3 separate regions of the Homo sapiens genome follow, and regions 2 and 3 are each linked to region 1. Evidence: chromatin contacts called from ENCODE Hi-C or POLR2A ChIA-PET data. All regions are on one chromosome and are shown on one strand. Each heading gives the region's core, a stretch centred on a gene start or an enhancer-like site at or near the end of the contact. The rest is flanking DNA. Distances are from core to core; before and after follow the strand shown. Region 1 overlaps OTOGL (otogelin like). Region 2 overlaps PPP1R12A (protein phosphatase 1 regulatory subunit 12A). Region 3 overlaps PPP1R12A (protein phosphatase 1 regulatory subunit 12A).

What was found. A loop is a pair of places that touch in the nucleus more often than their neighbours do. ChIA-PET counts read pairs that join two places held with the same protein, here RNA polymerase II (POLR2A). Pooled maps may share reads with other maps.
Region 2: a loop to region 1 is called in a map of endothelial cell of umbilical vein, with 6 times the contacts of the local background. The contact joins two enhancer-like sites. A Hi-C loop is called at or near these places in 3 of 168 maps with a recorded cell type or tissue (cardiac septum, chondrocyte and endothelial cell of umbilical vein) and 8 of 50 pooled maps.
Region 3: a loop to region 1 is called in a map of naive thymus-derived CD4-positive, alpha-beta T cell, with 4 times the contacts of the local background. The contact joins two enhancer-like sites. A Hi-C loop is called at or near these places in 15 of 168 maps with a recorded cell type or tissue (MCF 10A, PC-3, Right ventricle myocardium inferior and 8 more), 20 of 37 single-sample maps with no recorded cell type and 17 of 50 pooled maps. POLR2A ChIA-PET finds 5 or more read pairs at or near these places in 4 of 52 experiments (A549, AG04449, AG04450 and 1 more).

Annotation. Positions count from the first base shown.
Region 1 is chr12:80,185,579-80,189,081 of GRCh38, forward strand. All of the region lies in intron 1 of OTOGL (otogelin like), which reads left to right. Among named protein-coding and RNA genes, the nearest start is that of OTOGL, 88 kb to the left of the region's middle. Within about 2 kb of position 1,276, at least 13 of the 41 ENCODE cell types and tissues checked have a DNase peak (open chromatin) inside an H3K27ac peak, as active enhancers do; they include endothelial cell of umbilical vein, where a contact is called at or near this core.
Region 2 is chr12:79,842,422-79,846,208 of GRCh38, forward strand. PPP1R12A (protein phosphatase 1 regulatory subunit 12A) reads right to left here. Exons shown (of 25, transcript NM_002480.3): 3 at 2,881-2,999. Among named protein-coding and RNA genes, the nearest start is that of PPP1R12A, 91 kb to the right of the region's middle. Within about 2 kb of position 2,415, at least 2 of the 41 ENCODE cell types and tissues checked have a DNase peak (open chromatin) inside an H3K27ac peak, as active enhancers do; they include endothelial cell of umbilical vein, where a contact is called at or near this core.
Region 3 is chr12:79,774,121-79,777,723 of GRCh38, forward strand. It overlaps PPP1R12A (protein phosphatase 1 regulatory subunit 12A), which reads right to left. Exons shown (of 25, transcript NM_002480.3): 25 at 1-1,895. The coding sequence ends at 1,809. The region is part of intron 5 of PPP1R12A-AS2 (PPP1R12A antisense RNA 2); the gene reads left to right. Among named protein-coding and RNA genes, the nearest start is that of PAWR, 85 kb to the left of the region's middle. Within about 2 kb of position 2,176, at least 2 of the 41 ENCODE cell types and tissues checked have a DNase peak (open chromatin) inside an H3K27ac peak, as active enhancers do.

The DNA of each region.
Region 1 (3,503 bases), core at 26-2,525:
GCACCCGGCCAAATTAGTGTTAATGTCATTGTGTTTCAGTGTCCTCATCTGTAAAAAGGGATAATAATGGCATTGCTTCATAATCTTGTTTTGTTAATCATAATATAAAATGAAATGATGTGTATAAAACTTTTACTTTACTGCCTAGCATATTAGTTTTCAGTAAATATTAGTGATCTGCATTTTACACATGGGTCCTATGTGCTTACTGAAGATGGCTGTATCTTAAAGTCTATATAGAAAAATGTAATTATCAGGATTGATTAATTGCTGCTTATTCTAATTTATTCACAAAAGGATTTGAGGTGGCACTACATAAGATACAAATATAAAAATATTAGAAAAAAGGGACAAATAAGAAGAGTTAGATGAGATCAAGAAGATATAGAAACACAGGCCACTAAGGCCCAACACTGCACCTGCAAGTGGGCCATATATTCAGCACTGGGCTTTCAGGTAAGCATTTAGGGCTTCTTTTCCAAGGGTGTCCTTAAAGTCATACCCTTCCTATATTTTTATCTTTTACCCCTTATATCTTGGCAACTTAGTCACATCTCACGCTCTCTGAAGGGAAAATGTGTTCAAAACCAAATTCATTATGTTTGCTTCAAAACAGTTGTTTTTTTCTTTCTTCCTAATTTTGGTTAAAGGCTCTACCATATGCCCAGGTCTGAGATGTGAAACTCTGGGTTTATCTTGGTCCCTTTCTCCCTATATCAAGTCCATTAAAGTCCATCTTTCCTACTTAGCCGCGTCTCTCCCATCAGGTGTCATCTTCCCTTTCTCTCTGCCATCCCTCTGGCTTAGATCTTCATTACCTCTCGGATGTCTCTTGTATTATTTTCCTGTCCATGTTTCCCTCTGCTCTTTGGTCTCCCTGTTTCAATCTCTCTAATGCATCCCTAACACATGTATCTTCCCCAAACAGAGTTCTAATCATATGATTCACTTGTTGAAAAACTTTGAGAGGCTCCTCACTGCATTTCAAATAAAGAATAAATGCCTAATCGTCAAGGGACCCTCACGATCTCATCCATTCTTTATTTTCAGACGTATCGCTCACCACTCCCAAACACATGGCAATGTTTTAACTGCTCTCCCCAACTCTTCTCTCCTTTCCTGTTCCTGCTTGTTTGGGGAGGTCTTATTAATCTGTGTTATCCCATGTAATAGAGTACAGTGCCTTGCTTAAGAGTTCAGTTAAAAACTGTTTGAAGTTTTGCTTCCTGTGAATTCAAAACCCATGGAGTGCTGCCCTCTTTTGGCTAAGATAGCACAGAGTCCAAAGCACCACATAGGAAATGATGCTGAATGACTCATCTTTTCCTTTGGGTTAGAATCCTCATGGAAACAAACAAGGCAGGGTGAAATGATTCCATCCTCTTTTCCCATATTATCTAGCTTCAAAGATTGTTTGTTTATGGAGATAGAAAGAAGATAAAATTCTGTATAGAAAACTTGGAACTCGACTAATTCAGATAATATATTATGTGTAAACTCAGAGCTGGGGCAAAGCCAGTAGTTACTTTGAACACATCCAGAGCTCCAAGAATCTTCAGGCCTCAACACGGACTTTTATATAAGAGGTAAGGGATGAGAAAACAACAGGGTTCCCTAAAGGCCTCTTCACATTAAGAACAGCTTCCTGATTTAGGGACGACTTAGGCAAGTGGCCAGGTTGTTTTTGTTTTTTTTTTTTATACCGATACTTAGTATTTGGTGAAGTAAGAAAAATAGGGCCTGGCCTAGGAGGTAAAGTTTACTTCTGCAGACCCTGCTGGGGCCAATCTGTGGCCATACCTGAGCCAGTCCTGAAGATCCAGCAGAAATATGGAGGAAGGATGACACGAAGCCCAGGAAGAGTAATACATTTTTAAGAAAGGACGACAGGATGAGAGGTGCACAGAAAAAAGCTTCCGAGTGGATGCCATCTCCTGATTACAATATGAATATTCTGGGGTTGTTAATTTTATAAAGTTATAACCACATCTTTATTACTAATCACATTGAACCTCACTAAGTATAAAGACAATGAATAGTAAATATGTATGCATTATAAATAACTGGAAAGCTCAATTAAGACAGGCCTTGAGCTTTATCTCAAGTGTCAATAAAATCAGACTTCCTTGGATCTGAAAGGGACAGTCATTCCAAAACTGAAACTCAGTGGGTGACAGGATGCCCACACCTCTTGGAGGAGGACAGAAAGGTTTGTGGGCTGGTGTCAGATACAAGCTTGGCACCATCTTTGATTAGGAGCTAATGTTAGCAGAAAGATCAAGTGTCAGTCATGACCAGAGTTGTTTTCTACTATCTTGAGAAGGTCACCGGATTGCTGCCCCTTCGTTTTTGAAACCTGATCTGGGGACCACAAACAGCCACAATGAATTGGATTACTGCCATGTGCTCTAAATTGGGCTGACAAGGCTGACTCAGTGCCAGGAGTTGACACAGGATGCAGCTTGAAATATTCACTTGGGGAGAGGGTTGAGATTTCTTTTTAATTGTCAATGATGTTATTTGAAGAGATAGGATTGAATATGAACACTGAGGAGTGAAATAAATATTTGTCATGCACTTGGATAGAGAAGATCCACAAAGGTCAGAAAATTTTCTGTGTTAAATTTTATGTTCTGGGGATTACTTGGCTATACTGGGAGGCTGCTGTTCCTTTTAAAAAGAGGTGAGCGGTGGTTCATGCCTGTAATCCCAGCACTTTGAGAGGCCGAGGCGGGCAGATCACGAGGTCAGGAGTTCGAGACCAGCCTGACCAACATGGTGAAACCCCATCTCTACTAAAAATACAAAAATTAGCCGGGTGTGGTGGCATGCGCCTGTAATCCCAGCTACTCAGGAGGCTGAGGCAGGATAATCACTTGAACCTGGGAGACAGAGGTTGCAGTGAGCTGAGATCACACCACTGCATTCCAGCCTGGGCGACAGAGTGAGACTCTGTCTCAAAAAAAAAATAATAATAATAATAATAAATAAATATAAAAAGGTGAGCCTTCTCTTTAGCATTATAAGCATAAAATTTGTTCAAATGTCCATAAAAAACAAAGGAAACTCCCTCTTATGTGCAAGGATATGTACAAACATAAACACAGTTTCTTTTATTTGTATGTGAATTTGCAAGCAGCACCTCACTAGAGCTGAGCTTTTGTTATATAAATAAAGCCATCTGGTATATCCAAAGAATTTCAGTCTCTAGAGAATAGGATCATAAACAATCGATCCTCCACAGACCTTTCAGTATTTTTGTTTGAGTAAAGTTTCCCACAGCTCTGCTTTAATTATTTTATCTGTTTTTAATCTTCTAAGGATTTTATAATTTATAATTAGCCATGTCTCTCCCTTCAGGTGTCATCCTCCCGTTCTCTCTGTCCTCCCTTTGGTTTAGATCTTCATTACTTCTCAGATGTCTCTTGTATTATTTTCCTGTCCATGTTTCCCTCTAATTTAATGTCTTTGTGTGAGTGCATAGGGAGAAAGTCTACTCCACC
Region 2 (3,787 bases), core at 1,165-3,664, 340 kb before region 1:
TATTTTCTGATGAAGCACATTTCAGCAGGAGTTGGCCCTCTACATCAATATTTCATACCATTCCTCTATCATTTGACCTCAGTAAAACACAGCTCTAATAATACCTGTTTGATCACTGCCTAATGGACTATAACAAAAATCACATGTGGCACTTTGTGTGTGTGTGTGTGTGTGTGTGTGTGTGTGTGTGTGTGAGTCCTGCCCAAAGGTACTGCAGAAGTAATCACACATACATAAATTTTTAATTGTAGTAAAATAAACATAAAAATAAAATTTACCATCTTAACTTTTTTTTTTGTTTTCAGAAAGGGTCTCACTCTGTCACCCAGGCTGGAGCACAGTGATGTGATCAGATCACTGCAGCCTGGAACACACGAGCTAAAGCGATCCTCCCCCCTTAGCTGGGATTACAGGTCTTAACTATTTTTAAGTGTACAGTTCTTAAGTACATTCACATTGTTGTGTAACATATCTACACAGCTTTTTTCATCTTGCAAAAGAAAAACTCTGCCATTAAAAAACAACTCCCTTTTCTCCCCTCCTTCCAGCCCCTGGCAGCCATCATTCTATTTTCTCTATGAATTTGACTATTCTAGGTACCTCATATATGTAGAATCATTTGTTTTTGGTTTTTTTTGATCACTGGCTTATGTCACTTACCATAAAGTCCTCCATGCTGTAGCGTATGTTTGATTTCCTTCCTTAAGGCTGAATAATATTTCACTGTATATATATTTCACATTTTATTTATTCATCCATCAATGACACTTGGTTTGCTTTCATCTTTTGGCTAATATGAATAATTTGTACACCCATGTTTGTACAAATTATTCAATTTCAAAGAGTTGAGTTGTTTTAAATTCTTTTGGGTAGGCTGGGAGTGCTGGCTCATGCCTGTAATCCCAGCATTTTGGGAGGCCCAGGCAGGAGGATCACCAGAAGTCAGGAGGTGGAGACCAGCCTGGCCAACACGGTAAAACCCCATCTCTACTAAAAATACAAAAATATTAGCCAGGCACGGTGGCAGGCGCCTGTAATCCCAGCTACTCGGGAGGCTGAGGCAAGGAGAATCACTTGAACCCGAGAGGCAGAGGTTGCAGTGAACCCAGACTGCAAAGGTTGCAGCGAACCCAGATTGCGCCACTGCACTCCAGCCTGGGTGACAGAGCAAGACTCTGTCTCAAAAAAAAATATAGATATAGATATAGATATAGATATAGATATAGATATAGATATAGATATAGATATAGATATATGGTAAATTTCTAGAAAAGGAGTTGCTGGATCATTTTTTTTTTTTTAGACGGAGTCTCACTCTGTTCTCAAGGCTGGAGTGCAGTGGTGCAATCTCAGCTCACTGCGACCTCCGCCTCCCGGGTTCAAGCAATTCTCCTGCCCTCAGCCTTCTGAGTAGCTGGGATTACAGGCGCCCACCACCACGCCCAGCTAATTTTTGTATTTTTAGTAGAGACAGGGTTTCACCATGTTGGTCAGGCTGGTCTCAAGCTCCTGACCTCGTGATCTGCCCGCCTTGGCCTCCCAAAGTGCTGGGATTACAGGCATGAGCCACTGCTGCCAAGCTGGATCATATTTTATATATACATACATATATATACACACACACAGCTTTATTAAGATCTAATTCACAGCATTTACATAGCATTTAAAGTGTAGAATTCAATGGTTTTTTTTTAGTAAATGTGAGGAGTGGTGTAACCATCACCACAATCAACTTTAGAATACTCATCACTCTTGAGTAATGAAACTCTGTGCCCGTTAGCAATCACTGTTATCTATAAATGAACACCTCCCAAATTTACATATCCATTTTGTAACTGCAGACTCGCATATTCAACAGTTTGGATATCTAACACGCAAAACAAATTTAACATGCCTGAAAATGAAGCCCTAATATTTCCCTATAAAACCTACTCTTCTTACAATCTTCACATCTCAGATAGGAACTTCATCCATCCATTTGTTCAAACCAAAAATCTTAGAATCTTCTTTTTTTCACACCTTCTAGCTAATGACTCAATAATCCTCTTGGCCAAACCTTCAAAATATATCCATAATCCAATCTCTTCTCATCACTTCATCTACTACCAGTCAAAAATAAATCACTTTATTTTGTCTGGATTATGTCAGTTATTTCCTAACCCTTCTCCTACTTCTGTCCTTGTCTTCCTACAATCTATTTTCAACACAAGAGCCAGAGAGATCCTTTCTAAAAGTATAACAAATCATGTCAATCCTCTGCCTCAATCCCTCCATTGGCTTCCTATTTCACTCAGGTTAAAAGCCAAAGTCTTCCCAATGGCTCACAAGGCCTTAAGGTGATATGACCTCCTGCTACTTCTGTGACCTCATCTCCTTCCTGCCTCTTCCTCTGCTCTGCCTCTAGCTGCTTCTCTGCATATACAAGACAACCTCCCATTCTTGTATTCATTGCTCCCCTTGTCTGGAATGCTCTTTCCCCAGATCATCATGACTCATTCCCTCATTGTATTCACATCTCAGCTTAAATGACCCCTTATCAGTGAGCCTTCTTGACCACACTATTTAACTTTGCAATGTGCCACTTACCCTGTGCACTTTCTATCCCCTTTGCCTACTTTATTTTGCTCCAAAACTTTTACTTCCACATAATTTTATGCCTGATCCTGCTGCTTCTAACATTTCTTTTAACTTTAAAAATACTTAAAAGATAGAGTGGAGAATATTTTAGAAAACAGAAACATACTGTACTATTGTTTTGCAAGCTGAATTCATTTTTTTCATGAAATTATGATTGCCCTTCAATGTCAACAAATATTTTTGCTGGAAAAGTATCACATTCTTTCTAAAACATTTTTCCATTTAGGTTGCTTTTTATTTTACCTTGCCGATTAACTTCATTTTGAAGTAGCTCTTCCATTGCCTCCTCCTCCGCAATATCTAAAGGTGTATCTCCTTCACTGTTGACAGCCCCTACATGTGCTCCTTGACCAATCAAAAACCTGTAAAACCAAAGGAAAAATAGTTAAGCAAAAGATATTATCATTGAAATAAAACTAAATGCATAACCAATGAGGAAAGTTCCTATATAAAGCAGCAATAAAGGGCAGTATATACATTATTTAAATTTTAAAAAACTATCAGGCCAGGCGCAGTGGCTCACGCCTGTAATCCCAGCACTTTGGGAGGCCAAGGCAGGCGGATCACGAGGTCAGATCAAGACCATCCTAACACGGTGAAACCCTGTCTCTACTAAAAATACAAAAAATTAGCCGGGCGTGGTGGTGGGCGCCTGTAGTCCCAGCTACTCAGGAGGCTGAGGCAGGAGAATGGCAAGAACCCGGGAGGTGGAGCTTGCAGTGAGCTGAGATCAAGCCAAAAAAACAAAAAACAAAACCATCTAGAGCATGTTTCTTTTTTAAATTTATATTTCCTAATTTTTCTATAATGTACACACGTTGCTTTACCAATACAAAAATGTTAATTTTTAATAATAATTAGAAAGTCTCATAGGATCCACCTCCACTGAGACTTCTCATTATCTCCATATGGACTGGTTTCCTTACTGGTCTCTGCGCTCCCAATCTCATCCCGCAAACAAGAGTTCTTAAGCTGGGGTTCATGGGTAAAATTCAGAAGGTTCATAAAAAATTCAATTAACACAGATACATTAAATTATTGCTTATCATTATTTTAAAATTAGCTATTAAACCCACCACTAGGTCTTTTTAATATTTTACTAAAGAAGCAGACAGATAATTATACTACAAATATATTTTTTAAATATTTT
Region 3 (3,603 bases), core at 926-3,425, 410 kb before region 1:
AGTTATCTGTATATTTTACCTCCACATAAGACCATGGAAATTCTCAATATTCAGACCTACCATTCATACAGTTCAAATATAACCAAAAATAAAACTCCCACAACTATCCTTGTACCTTTAAAATCAAGAATCCTGAGCTTGGTAGTAAGAGCATAACCTTATATCTTCATAAAACCAATCGAGAGAGAGAGGACTTAAAATCCTGCTTACCAAAACACCCTTCCCCAACCCCAAAGTAATCTAAAATAGGCAGTAGAACACAATGACCTTTTAAAATGAAGGGGTACAAATTCACATTTAATATAGTATACAATACAATCAATAATACAATCAGCTACTATAAGCTTTACAATGTACAATTTATTCAAATGGCTGAACTGTTCAGTGGTTAAGGAGACAGTTATGTGCCAGAAAGATGTAGTATTTTTTGCATGGTTTAATGAAAATATAAAAGCTATTTGTCCAAATAAAAGCCATCGTCACTATGTACTTGGTTTTGCGCTTTTTTTTCCTTAAAAAAAAAAAAAGGCCACTGAAATGTATAAAATGGTCTGAACATGATGGTGGTATCAAAGTCGATGCCTCTTCACATGGCAATAACAGTGCATTTAACATTAACTCACGGGTTAATTCTGCAAATGATTTCATAGCATTACTTTGGCTAGCACAACAGTTTTAGACAGCACTCAGATAAATATAGGTATGTGAAATGTAAAGCAATTATCTTATGCAACTTTAATTATGGTTGAGTACTATCAAGTGAAAACTGAAAATAAAAGCACTTTACAGTAGGAAACTTTTGTAAAGATAGGGCTCCACATAATGTGTAACTTTTAAAGTCTTTATATCACATTGTTAGCAAATTTTGTTTTTTAACACTATCATGGAGTAGCCTACTCTGCATTAGCAGACATTTGAAATAAGAAATAGTCAAGCATGCCATGTGGTGGTCTAAAAATCAAAACAATACACTTATTTGTATATACAGCATCACTCAGTACCTGCTAAAATGAATGTGAAGATTACAGAATCTAACATCTTATACTACAATAAAAAAAAAGTGACCAATGAAGCAGAAAATAGGAATTAAAAGATCTAACCTCAAATGACTTTAAAGCATTCATATAAGAAATAAATGCATATTGCACAAACAGTGAAAGCATATGTTCCACCAAGCAATTCAGTTCCAGGTGGGAGACAACACAGCATTAGCCTAATACATGACAATAATCACAGAAGAGCAAGTGTTCTTTTCTGTAATGAAAAAGCTGTGAAAACATAGAAGACTCTGCCACATGAAGAGTTTAGAAGGAAAAAATACAAACCCAAACTTAGATGAAAAGCCAAAAAATTTAAATATCGAAAAACTCGAAACTGTGGCACATCAAAAAATGTTGAGTAACTGTCTTCTGTGAGAGCTGAAAGTTTTTGTTGACACAAAAGTATTTATGTACAACTAAGGCTTACTGGTTAAATATCTGAGGCATATCTGGCCTTGAACACTTTCCTTATATGCTGGAGCTGTAAACAAGTTTTCTCAGTCATTAAAAAAAAATCTTCTCAGCAGCTGCATTAACATGAAACAATGGTCTTGATTAAAAAAAAAAAACAAAAAACAAACCAACAACAACAAAAACACCCCAGAAAATTAAACAAAATGAAACAAAAATTCTAGATAAGAGGGCATTTGGCAGGATATCCGAAAATGACAGTCTCCAAGGATTCTTCCCAGACTTCCAGTGACTGCCAATTATGGTCCACTGGGTTACTAATATGTGCAATTCCATTACTTGCTGCTTTTTTTTTTTTTATTTGGAAAGTTTGCTTATAACTCTGATCAAGGCCCCATTTTCATCCTTTAGCCTCTGGTTGTCTGCTTTTAGGTCTGGTAACATCTATAAAGAGAAAAATTGAAGATCAAGTTTTACCTTCAATATTAAAAGATAAAACATTATTCTTAATAAATGTTATATTTTCACCACAAAACACATGATCAAGCTTTGTCAGTTATATATATTTCTAGTATCTAAAACATGTATCAGGAAGAAGGAAAAAAACCACACCTGGATTTGTAAAGCTAATTAGTTTCATAAATGCTGGAATGAAAGGTTTATTCTCTCCAAATTTTCCATTGAAATTTACTAAATCACTTGATTTTATGACTCACAAGCACACCACATTCCAGCAGCCAAGACAAGCCTGTTTTTGTTAGGATAGGCTCTTAAAAGAGGTTCCTGTCAGCACCTAAACCAAAGACTTTTGCTTTTATGTATGTCAGACCTAAAATCATAATACTTAATATTGTTCCACAAGAAAGTCAAACTACCTAGGAAAACATTGAGGAAATTAGACTTGTTCTAAATTATTAAAATTCCTTAAACGATTCACCTACAGTAGCTCAGTTTAAAATGCCTAAACAATGTCCGATCCCAGATAGATGCTTATTAAATGGTAACAAGCAATTACTATTATTAGAATAGTGCATCATGTTTAAGCTAAAGTAGAAAGTCTGTATCTATGATCCAACTATTACAAAAATAACCAATTTTGAAGCAAATAGCCTCATATCTTCAAACAACACATCTCAATTTTCTGTTGTTTTACAGACAAATTGATGAAGGGGTGAAAATATTACAAGTTAACTGAATACTCTACTAAGGATGATTAAAACTGTATGTTCTTTGCCAGTTTCACTAGGAAATGAAATAGCTCATATTTTTGGTCCCTAAACCATACTTTCCAAAATAGTCCTCTTTCCTCAGTTTTCAAAATGTATTAGTTTATCTAACTTGATAAAAGTAAAACTTCTATTTGCAAAACTAGGTAAAGCAAAATCTTTAAGAAGATTTAATTTTACGTGGAACCAATATGTTCTTATCTGTGTTCAGAATCTTTAAGATATAAAATATAGTAATATTAAGTTTATTCATTTGAATATTTGTAATATAAACTTAAATATAAACTAATGTGGTTCTGACTTCAAATGACATTATTTTGAAAAACATAATGCATGCTTAATCTTCAGCTTCAAAATATATTAATTATATGTAAAATGTTATATACTGTTGGTTTTCTCTCTAGTAAAGAACTGTAAATAATAGTCATATTTTAAGTCCTAAAATATCTGTATAGCTAAAAAATGTGCAAAAGCTTTACAAAAGTACAGATAAGTCTTTAACTTAAATTCCAAAATCATCCCTAATTTTAATGTAGCTCATCAATTGCAATATACAATTAGTGACAATTTCTAACATTCTAAGAAGCCATGCATAATTAGTTATATGATATGCTCCAGACACAATGGCATTAATTTGTAAAAGTGAGCTCTTACAAAACACGCCTACTAATATAAAAACACCTGCCTGGCTCTACCAAGAAGAAATGATGAAACTAAAAATTATAGGTTCACAGACTGCAGTTGCCTATAGAACCCTGAGCGCTTGGCTACCACTCTTGTCAAGGCCCTATTCTCAGTCAGCAGTCGCTCATTTAACTCCCTCAGAGATTGAATTTGCTTTATTTGGTGCAGGTTCTGCAGGAATCAGAACATAAAGAAATAGGAATAAAAAATAAGAAAATGGAAAAGAGTATAATAAGAATGTA